Regions from separate parts of the Homo sapiens genome. Here region 1 is linked to region 2. Evidence: read pairs that join two places in POLR2A ChIA-PET (ENCODE). Cell type or tissue: OCI-LY7. All regions are shown on one strand. Region 1 overlaps RRAGD (Ras related GTP binding D). Region 2 holds the start of LOC124901360 (a long non-coding RNA gene).

Region 1 (5,000 bases), 63 kb after region 2:
TGGCTTTCTGTTTTTTCCAGGTTTGGAGGCACAAGTGGCGGGGCAGAGGGGGAAGGCATTTAGATTCTGTCCTACAGGTCTCTTTCCTTTTTTTTTTTTTGCCATAAAAACAAGACCTGTTCACACCCTTCAAATTGGCAATAAGAGATCTGACACCACCAATTGTTGGTGAGGGTCTGAAGCATCAGATGCTGTTTACAGACTTCCAGGTACAGTCAAGGCACTCCTACCTATGACCTGACAAGTCACCCTTCAGAGTAAGCCACATGTACATGAGACTGTACATATATCATTGTAATCACATATACATGGGAATAATGTCCATCAGCAGGCAAATATAAATTATAGATCATCCATAAAAGGAAGTTTTATAGAGCCATTAAAAGGAACTAATGCACTGTAGTTATGTACTACAGATAACATTCAGCATAGGTGAATCTCACTGACATAGTGTTGAATGAAAAAGGCAAACTATAATATACACACAACTTAATATTTCTTTCCATTTTTAAACAATGTAAATGAATTATATGTGATGTTTGGGGATATATATGTCTGTATTAATGTATACATGAGTGAGAATAAATACTAAACTTGGGATAGTGGTTGTCTCTAGAGGATGAGGGGGTAGAGGGATAGCATGGGTTGGGAGGATGAGGAGAAACACAGAGGGCTTTTGTGTAGGTGTTTTATTTCCTAAATAGAGATAAATACACAGGTGTTCATTATATAGGCATGGGAAGAAGAAAAAAGTTAGTATTGTTTGGGGCAATTCCTCTAGACCAGGGGACTTTTTCTGTAAAGGGGCAGATGGCAAACATCTTAAGCTTTGTAGACTGTACTGTCTCTGAGGAGTTTCTCTAGAGGAAACTTACTCAACTCTGCCATTGTAGCACAAAAGCAGCCTTAGACAATATGAAAGCAAATGAGCATGTTCCAATACAACTTACTTTTAAGAAACAGGCACAGGGCCTGCAGACGGTGGTCTGCTGACTTCTGCACTGAACCAGTGGTTCTTAAAATTGCTCCTCAGCTCCTTCCCCACCCGCCCAGTGGCCTGTATCATGCCTCCATCTCTAATTGTTCATCACAGTTCACAAGAGACTGGAAAAGTTAGGAGGAACAGTATTCTGGGGAAGGTCTTATGTGGAGTAGGGTCCGTTTCTCTTCCTGAAACCGCAACTCTGATCTTTTTTTTTTTTTTTCTTTTTGTGACCGAGTCTTACTCTGTCATCCAGGCTGGAGTACAGTGGTGTGATCTCAGCTCACTGCAATCTCTGCCTCCTGGGTTCAAGCAATTCTCCTGCCTCAGCCTCCCGAGTAGCTGGGACTACAGGCGCATGCCACCACGCCTGGCTAATTTTTTGTATTTTTAGTAGAGAAGGGGTTTCACCGTGTTAGCCAGGATGGTCTCAATCTCCTGACCTCATGATCCACCTGCCTGGGCCTCCCAAAGTTCTGGGATTACAGGCTTGAGCCACCACGCCCAGCCAACTCTGATCTTTATGACTGTCATCAACCTCAGTCATAACTGCCTAAATCAGCTGCATTTTTTTAGCCTTTCTTCTTCCTCTCTTTGTTAACAGAACTTAAATTTTCACACTGGAATTATAAGAAGCCAGCTTGTTGAGGGGAACCTTTGCAACGTATTTCGGGGGGTTGCAGCCACATGGTTTCCAGGTGAAGAGTGTGTGTGGGAGGCTCAGGAAGCAAAGCGGCCTTCTCTCACAGGCGTTGCCTTTGGTCCTAGGATGATTACATGGAAGCCCTGGCCAGGCTCCACCTCACGGTGACCAGGGCCTACAAAGTGAATACTGACATCAACTTCGAGGTGTTTATTCATAAAGTGGATGGTCTGTCAGATGACCACAAAATTGAAACCCAAAGAGATATTCACCAGAGGGCAAACGATGACCTTGCAGATGCTGGATTAGAAAAAATTCACCTCAGGTGAGAACAGAAACCCCTTAAGGATCCCAATAAAGGATGGAAGAAAGCAAGTTTGGGGTTCGGAGTCACCATGATTGGCTTGGCATGGGCAGTAATTTACCTTCTTTTTACCCTGTTTCATGCTGTAGATGGATAGGATTAGGGGAAAATGAGCTTTGCATGTGCTAATGCTAATCTTTAGTGAAAGCGATGTTTTTTTGTTTTTTAACAAATGGTCAAAGCTAAGGTTCTCCCCTCACATGAGAAACACATTATAGAAAACCTATGAATATAATTTTAGTAGTTAGTTGATGCTAAAGTTTACAGTTCTTGATAAAGATATTATCTGTAATTATAAGTAAAGGAGTAGTCTGAAAACAATCCAAATAGGAATCCTCACAAAGGAAAACAATGTTTCCATCATTTTTTGTGAGGTAGTACATGCATCATTTTGTAAATTGGGAAATGGAAAAAAAATAGTTGCTTCAATATCAAGAATATAAGTTACTAATTGGACAACCTAAGAGGCTTGTGTAAAGATGATCTGGCATGGATTGTCTTGCAGAATGTCAGGAAGCTGGGATGGACACAGATTGCTGCGGTTGTAAGCTTGCCAGTTGGCAGATGAGAATAGGCACAGCAGATGAGAATAGGCACAGCTCGGGCTTTTTGGGAGGTGGGGAGGAATGGCTTGTTTTTTACCGAGGTCACTGTAAATTCTGAAGGGGGCTGGACTGTATGTGTTAGGACTATACATACAGAAGGCAGATTACCGGTGTTTTGACATAGCCTAAGCAGCCTGTTCCTCATTCAAAGGGAAAACATGATGAAATACCGTTTCCTCTTTCAGCTTTTATCTGACAAGCATATATGATCATTCAATATTTGAAGCTTTTAGCAAAGTTGTTCAGAAACTGATTCCACAACTCCCAACTCTGGAGAATTTGCTGAACATCTTTATCTCAGTAAGTAAATAATATTCCTGTTTGAGTCACTTGTAGAATTTGAAAATAACATTGCAAGAGTGAAAAAGATCTTATTTCCGATTGCTTCTATAGCATTTCAAGGTCATTTAAGTATTACTTTTAAAGATTACTCCTACGTGTTCTTTTAGATCCTTTAAAATTTAACTCCCAGCCCAGCTTGATGGCTCACGCCCCACTTTGGGAGGTTGAGGCGTTACGATGGCTTGAGGCCAGGAGGTTGGGACCAGTTTAGGTAACATAGTGAGATCCTGTCTATACAAAAAAAATGTAAAAACTAGCCAGGTGTGGTAGCACATGCCTGTAGTCCCAGCTACTTGGGAGGCTGTGGTGGAAGGAGTACTTACTTGAGCCCAGGAGTTTGAGGCTAAAGTGAGCCATGATTGTGCCACTGCACTCCAGCCTGGGCATCAGAGCGAGAACTTGTCTCTAAAAATAAAATATAACTACTCAGATGCATTCCTGCACTTCACTGGTATAATTGGAGGGTTTATTCAAGCCTGTAGGCAATCATTCAATATTAATAGAGCCCCACCAGAGGTAGGGAACATAAAACTTGGCTTTATTGATAAGACGCAAACTGTTGAATAGCTTTTTATAAGTTTAACATGCTATGAGTGATGTGCTGAATGAACCCTACACATCACCAGCTCCAGGTAGGCGCTGCTGAGTTGAATTGAGGCAGACCTATTGGTTATACTCACGTTTACTCTGTCACTACACAATTTTGAGTGTGTTTGTTTAGTGTTTCTAAGCTTATTTTAAAATTTACAGTCAGTAAAAGTATTTTTACTTGGCCTTTTCCTAATTGCAGGTATGTATCTCTACGAGTTAGGAAATATTGCTCAATTTGGTTACCTAAAATAAATAATTTGTGGTCATTCGAATTCTTTTTTTTTTTTTGAGACGGAGTTTTGCTCTTGTTGCCCAGGCTGGAGTGCAATGGCGCCATCTCGGCTCACCGCTACCTCCGCCTCCTGGGTTCAAGCAGTTCTCCTTCCTCAGCCTCCCGAGTAGCTGGGATTACAGGCATGCACCACCACGCCTGGCTAATTTTGTATTTTTAGTAGAGACAGGTTTCTCCCGGTTGGTCAGGCTGGTTTCGAACTCCTGGCCTCAGGTGATCTGCCCGCCTTGGCCTCCCAAAGTGCTGGGATTACAGGCGTGAGCCACCATGCCCGGCCTCTACTTTTTATTTCTTATGCAAGTCCAGTATAGAGAAGTTTATGACAGTGAAGTTTAAATTGTAATAAAATGATACAATTTAAATTTTTAGTAGCGAGTTTTGCTCATTTTGTATTTTACATTAAGAATGGCATTCAATTTTGTGTAGTCATGACATGGTCTGAAGTTGACTGTTGCTTTAAGGCAACTTTTTTTTTTAAATTTCAGAATTCTGGAATTGAAAAGGCATTTCTATTTGATGTGGTCAGTAAAATTTATATTGCAACTGATAGTACTCCGGTGGATATGCAAACCTATGAGCTCTGCTGTGATATGATAGATGTGGTTATTGACATCTCTTGTATTTATGGGTAAGTACAACATTCTTAAAGGCCACAATCAAGCCATCCTTCCTTCATAACCTTTCAGGCATTTTGCATTTACATTTACTTACTTAACTTTAACATTTTTGTCTTAAATGACTGAAATCTATAAATAAATATACCAGTTAGCATGCAATAATAACAGTTATTGAGCAAATGCCACGCATTATGCTAATCTCATTGCATGCTTCCTATTATTTATTTCAATTTTTTAGCAATAGGGTGTCCCTGTGTTGTCCAGGATAGATCACTCCTGGGCTCAAATGATCCTCTCACCTCAGCCTCTCGAGTAGCTGGGATTATAGGCATGAGCCACTGTGCCCAGGTTATCATTTAATTCTCAACTATTCGATGTGGCAGGAATTACATTTGACCCTTGAACAACACAGGGGTTGGGGTACCAACCCTTTGAACAGTCAAAAAGCCACATATATTTCCCCCCTGACAAACTTAACTATTAATACTAATAGTCTACTGTTGACTGGAAGCCTTACCAATAACATGAATGATTGATTAACACACATTTTGTATGTTATGTATT
Region 2 (5,000 bases):
TCACTGTAACCTCCGCCTCCCAGGTTCAAGCAACTCTCCTGCCTCAGCCTCCCAAGTAGCTGGGACTACAGGTGTGCGCCACCATGCCTGCCTAATTTTTTTATTTTTAGTAGAGATGGGTTTTCACTGTGTTGGCCAGGCTGGTCTCAAACTCCTGATCTCAGGTGATCCGCCCACCTCAACCTCCCAAAGTGCTGGGATTACAGGCGTGAGCCACCGCGCCCAGCCCTTAAATAGAATTTCTAAAGTCCCTATTAATAAACAGTTTTTGAAATCAATTTCCCTAGATATATCCCAACAGGAAAATATCTAATTAGTTATAAGTCTGTCATTGGATGATAAAATGTTTACTTATATTTCAAAGTACAATATATCCTGGCTTATACCCAATGCAACTTTTAGATTTTATTTCAGCAAGGTAACAAAGATGAAAAATGTTTTAAGGCATCAAAACCTCAGTTTTAAAACAGTGCTTCTAAACAGTAGCAACCTAACTTCAATCATATTGAGTACTGGAGATGTGAGGTTCTTTCATTGTTCCTTCAAGTTTTAACTTTTTCTGTTTTGTATAAAAATCCAACAGGTGCCAGGGGATTTTGCTGTTATTCATTACTGATCTGCCACTCTCTCCTAAGTTTTTGAACAGCAAATGGAGGAAAACAAAGGCTTCAGTAAGCAAGCCGTTCAATAGATATTCTGTAACTCAGGATAGTACCTTCTGGAGATTCAGAAAATTATAAACAAACAAGTATTTGTTCTTAAAGTGCCTGGACTTAGGTCCTTCCTCTCATCAAAGCTCTTTCTTTTATTAACTTTTACCTTGATTTTTAAAAAAGATGGCTAATGCAGGGCCACAGTGCTCATTTTAACTTTAATTTGTTTTCTCTTAGCATCAACAGGCAAACTGAGCTCCGATATAAACCATTCACATTCACTAAAGCCCCAGTGCCAACTTTTTCTATCATTTCTATTCGGAAGCGAAGCTGCAGAGGTCTCTGTAGATAAGCTCACACAGTGAGTGATTTGATTTATACGACAAGCTTACTGCTCTGCTCAGAAGCTAATGATTAATGCCATTGGGCATTCCCCTCTTGGTTCCAAGCTCTCCTATCAGGTAGGCAAGGCTTCAATGCTGGTTGAGACAAGAACTTTATCTAGAGCTACGAAACAATTTTTAGGAACCAAAAGACAAATTGCCATAAGGGCTCAAATTATTTAAAGGGTGCCAGCCTCAGCAACATGGCAAAATCTCTACAAAAAATACAAAAATTAGCCAGGTGTAGTGGCATGCGCCTGTAGTCCCAGCTACTCAGGTGGCTGAGATGGGAGGCTGAAGTGGGAGGATTGCTTGAACCTGAGAGGTTGAGGCTGCAGAACCATGATCACACCTCTGCATTCCAGCCTGGGTCACAGAGTGAGACCCTGTCTCAAAAAATAAAATAATTTGTGGACCACAGGTCACCTCATCAGAATCTGGGGTGATTGTTAAATGTGTGCCTCCCCAGACCTAGTGAATTAGAATCTATGGAGTAAGGCTGAGAATTCCCAAATTTTAATATATTCCCCAGATTATTCTTACATTTAAGCCAAAAATAAAATTCTAAGCTCCCCCAACCAACTGAATGGATCCTCTTCACCCCCACCCGGGTCAAAGAATTCCAAAGAAACCTGAAAAATAGGCAGGGGTGGGGGAAGCAGATGTGCTTCATTATACCTTCCCTTTTGGAGTTCAGGCACAACTGACCAGCAGTAAGATTAAAACAGAGATCTTCAAACTGACAAAACAGATTCTTTGTAGCAATAAGGTACCAATTTCCAATCTGACTCTAGTATCACATGACAGATAAAGAAGAAAATCAAAGTATTTTATCCCAAAATATGTTTCTTTGCCATATTTTGAAATGGCCCTACAAAGCCATCTTTTGTGGGGGGAAAATTGCTTCTGCAAAGAGTCTCTATTAACATAACTAGATCTTACCCCCTCTAGTCCCTCCATGTGCTAATGAGATCAACTGAGAGTCCAGCATCTTTTAAAGGTTTAAACAGAAAACATCTGCCATCTGTGGTCTCTAATGGTGGCCACCTATGAGACTTCACCTACATAATAAGAACCTTGGTCTCCACAACCCCTTATCGTAACCCAGAGACTTCTGTCTACTGATTCCAGATCTTTAGATAATAACTTTTGCAACCAATTGCCAATGAGAAAATCTTTGAACCAAACCAATACACACCTCACAGATAATGATTGCTGTCTTTTTTTTTTTTTTTTTTTTTGAGACAGGGTTTTGCTCTGTTGCCCAGGGTCTGACACTCTGTTGGAGTGCAGTGGTGCCAGTCTTGGCTCACTGGAGTCTCGACCTCCCAGGCTCAAGCGATCCTCTTACCTCAGACTCCTGAATAGCTGGGACTACAAACATGCACCACCATGCCTGGCTAATTTTTTTTTTTTTTAATAGATGGGCTTTCACTATGTTGCACAGGCTGGTCTTGAACTCCCAGGCTCAAGCAATCTGACCACCTTAGCCTCCCAAAGTGCTGGGACTATAGGCGTGAGCCACCTCACCCAGCCTGATTGGTGTCTATGCCTCCCTCAAATGTATAAAACCAAGCTGATGGGCCAGGCGCAGTGGCTCAGGCCTGTAATCCCAGCACTCTGGGGAGCCAAGGCAGGTGGATTGCTTGAGCCCAGGAGTTCGAGACCAGCCTAGGGAACATGGCGAAACCCCGTCTCTACTAAAAATACAAAAATTAACTGGGTGTGGGAGCGCATGCGTGTAATCCCAGCTACTTAGGAGACTGAGGCACGAGAAGTGCTTGAACCTGGGAGGCAGAGGCTGCATGAGCTGAGATCATGCCACTGCTCCAGCCTGGGCGACAGAGTGAGACCCTGTCTCAAAAAAATAAAAAAATAAAAATAAAACCAAGCTGTAACCCAACCACCTAGACACATGTTCCGAGGACCTCTTGAAAACCATGGCTGGCTGGGCACAGTGGCTCACGCCTGTAATCCCAACACTTTGAGAAGCCAAGGCAGGCAGATCACCTGAGGCCAGGAGTTCAAGACCAGCCTGACCAACATGGTGAAACCCCATCTCTACTAAAAATACAAAGTTAGCTGGGTGTGGTGGCGCATGCCTATAATCCCAGCTACTTGGTAGGCTGAGGCAGGAGAACTGCTAAAACCCAGGAGGCGGAGGTTGCAGTGAGCCAAGATCATGCCATTGCACTCCAGCCTGGGCAATAAGAGCAAAACTCTGTCTCTCAAAAAAAAAAAAAAAAAAAAAAAAAAAGGAAAGAAAAGAAAACCAAGGCTATGGTCACTCACAGTTGGCTCAGAATAAACCTCTTTAAATGCTTTACAGGAGTTTGGCTTTTTTTGTTGACATATGCATAAGTTTGAGAAGTATTGGTCTAAGGAAGCTAACTGGAAGATAGACAGCTAACTGGAAGATAAATTCGGCCAGGTGCAGTGGCTCATGCCTGTAATCCCAGCACTTTGGGAGGCCGAGGCAGGCAGATCACTTGAGGTCAGGAGCTCCAGATGAGCCTGGCCAACATGGCCAAACCCTGTCTGTACTAAAAATATAAAAAAGTTAGCCAGGCATGGTGGCGGGTGCCTGTAATCCCAGCTACTCAGGAGGCTGAGGCAGGAGAATCACCTGAACCCGGGAGGCAGAGGTTGCAGCCAACTGAGATCACACCACTGCACTCCAGCCTGGGAGACAGAGCGAGACTCTGTCTCAAAAAAAAAGAAGATACATTCGGTAACTTGTTCAAGGTCATTTATCCCCACTATAGTGAAGTAACAGTGGGCCACAGAGATTAAGTAGGTTCTAACTAGGAACAGAGTTATTATCAAACTGAGTTATACTAATTTTGTATCTAGTGAAGGCATCATCAACATGTTTTTCTGTAAAAAAACAGATAGTAAAATATATCAGGTTTTGTGGGCCAGGTAATCTCTGTGGAAACTACTCAACTCTGCCATAGCAGTTGAAAGCAGCTATAGACACCATGCAAAGGAATGAAACAGGCATCAAGCTGGATTTGGGCCATGGCTATAATTTGCCAACCTTTAGTCTAGTACAACTTTTTTTTTTTTTTCGAGATGGGATCTTGCTATGTTGCCTAGGCTGGAGTGCAGTGGCTATTCATAGGCATGATCATATTGCACTGCAACCTCAAACTCCTGGGCTCAAGCGATCGATCCTCCCACCTTAGCCTCTCCCAAGTAGCTGGGACTACAGGTGCTCACTGCCACACCCAGCTAGTGCATCTTTAATTCCAATGAAAAGTATCAGGATATGCTACCCCAAAATATGCCACTTTGGCATAAGGATTATTTTGAGCCGAAGGCAACTGAGAAGTGGATACAAGAAAAGCTCCTTGCCTTCCCCTATTTGCTAAAAGCAGGACATAAATTAACAAAGGTGTCCCTTCTCCTCTCTCCACCAGGAAGGATAAAGGTTAGTCACAGAAGACAGCTTTAGGTCCTTAACAGCCTAGAGAAGGCACCAGAGGCATCTACATAACAAACTGCACTAACTAGCCTTTATCTGCCATTAGTTCCCCATGTATTTGCCTTCCTACAATTCGCCATCGCTAAAGACTGAAGGTCTTTTTCCTTTGTCTTGTCACTTCTCTAAAAGTGTACTGTTCTTTGTTGAAGATGCTATATAAGCCAGAGTTCTAAGAAATCTTTTTGAGAATTACTCTTTCCCTGAATTTTCTCCCATGTATATATGAAATATGCATGTTAATAAACTTCCATTTGTTTTTCTCTTGTTAACCTATGTTTTGTTACAGGGCTCCCAGCTGAGAACTCACAAGAGTAGAGGAAAAATTATTTTTTCCTTCACTACACCAATATGAGCACCATGAAACAGGAAACTTTATTTTAAAATTAGGATTTAAGGCCAGGCATGGTGGCTTAGGCCTGTAATCCCAGCACTTTGGGAGGCCAAGGTGGGCAGATCACTTGAGGTCAGGAGTTCAAG

What was found. Peaks named below come from ENCODE experiments on the same cell type or tissue, not always from the same donor. Only the 100,000 strongest peaks of a DNase experiment are listed, where the experiment ranks them.
Region 1: POLR2A ChIA-PET joins it to region 2 with 6 read pairs; 5 of 35 experiments call an interaction of 5 or more read pairs at or near these places.

What each region holds. Positions count from the first base shown.
Region 1 is chr6:89,377,118-89,382,117 of GRCh38, reverse strand. RRAGD (Ras related GTP binding D) reads left to right here. Exons shown (of 7, transcript NM_021244.5): 3 at 1,751-1,950; 4 at 2,780-2,894; 5 at 4,305-4,447. Among named protein-coding and RNA genes, the nearest start is that of UBE2J1, 27 kb to the right of the region's middle. In OCI-LY7, no CTCF peak of the experiment used is centred here; a DNase peak (open chromatin) is centred at 2,717.
Region 2 is chr6:89,439,914-89,444,913 of GRCh38, reverse strand. All of the region lies in intron 1 of ANKRD6 (ankyrin repeat domain 6), which reads right to left. LOC124901360 (a long non-coding RNA gene) reads left to right here and starts at 3,381. Exons shown (of 2, transcript XR_007059675.1): 1 at 3,381-5,000. In OCI-LY7, no CTCF peak of the experiment used is centred here; no DNase peak of the experiment used is centred here.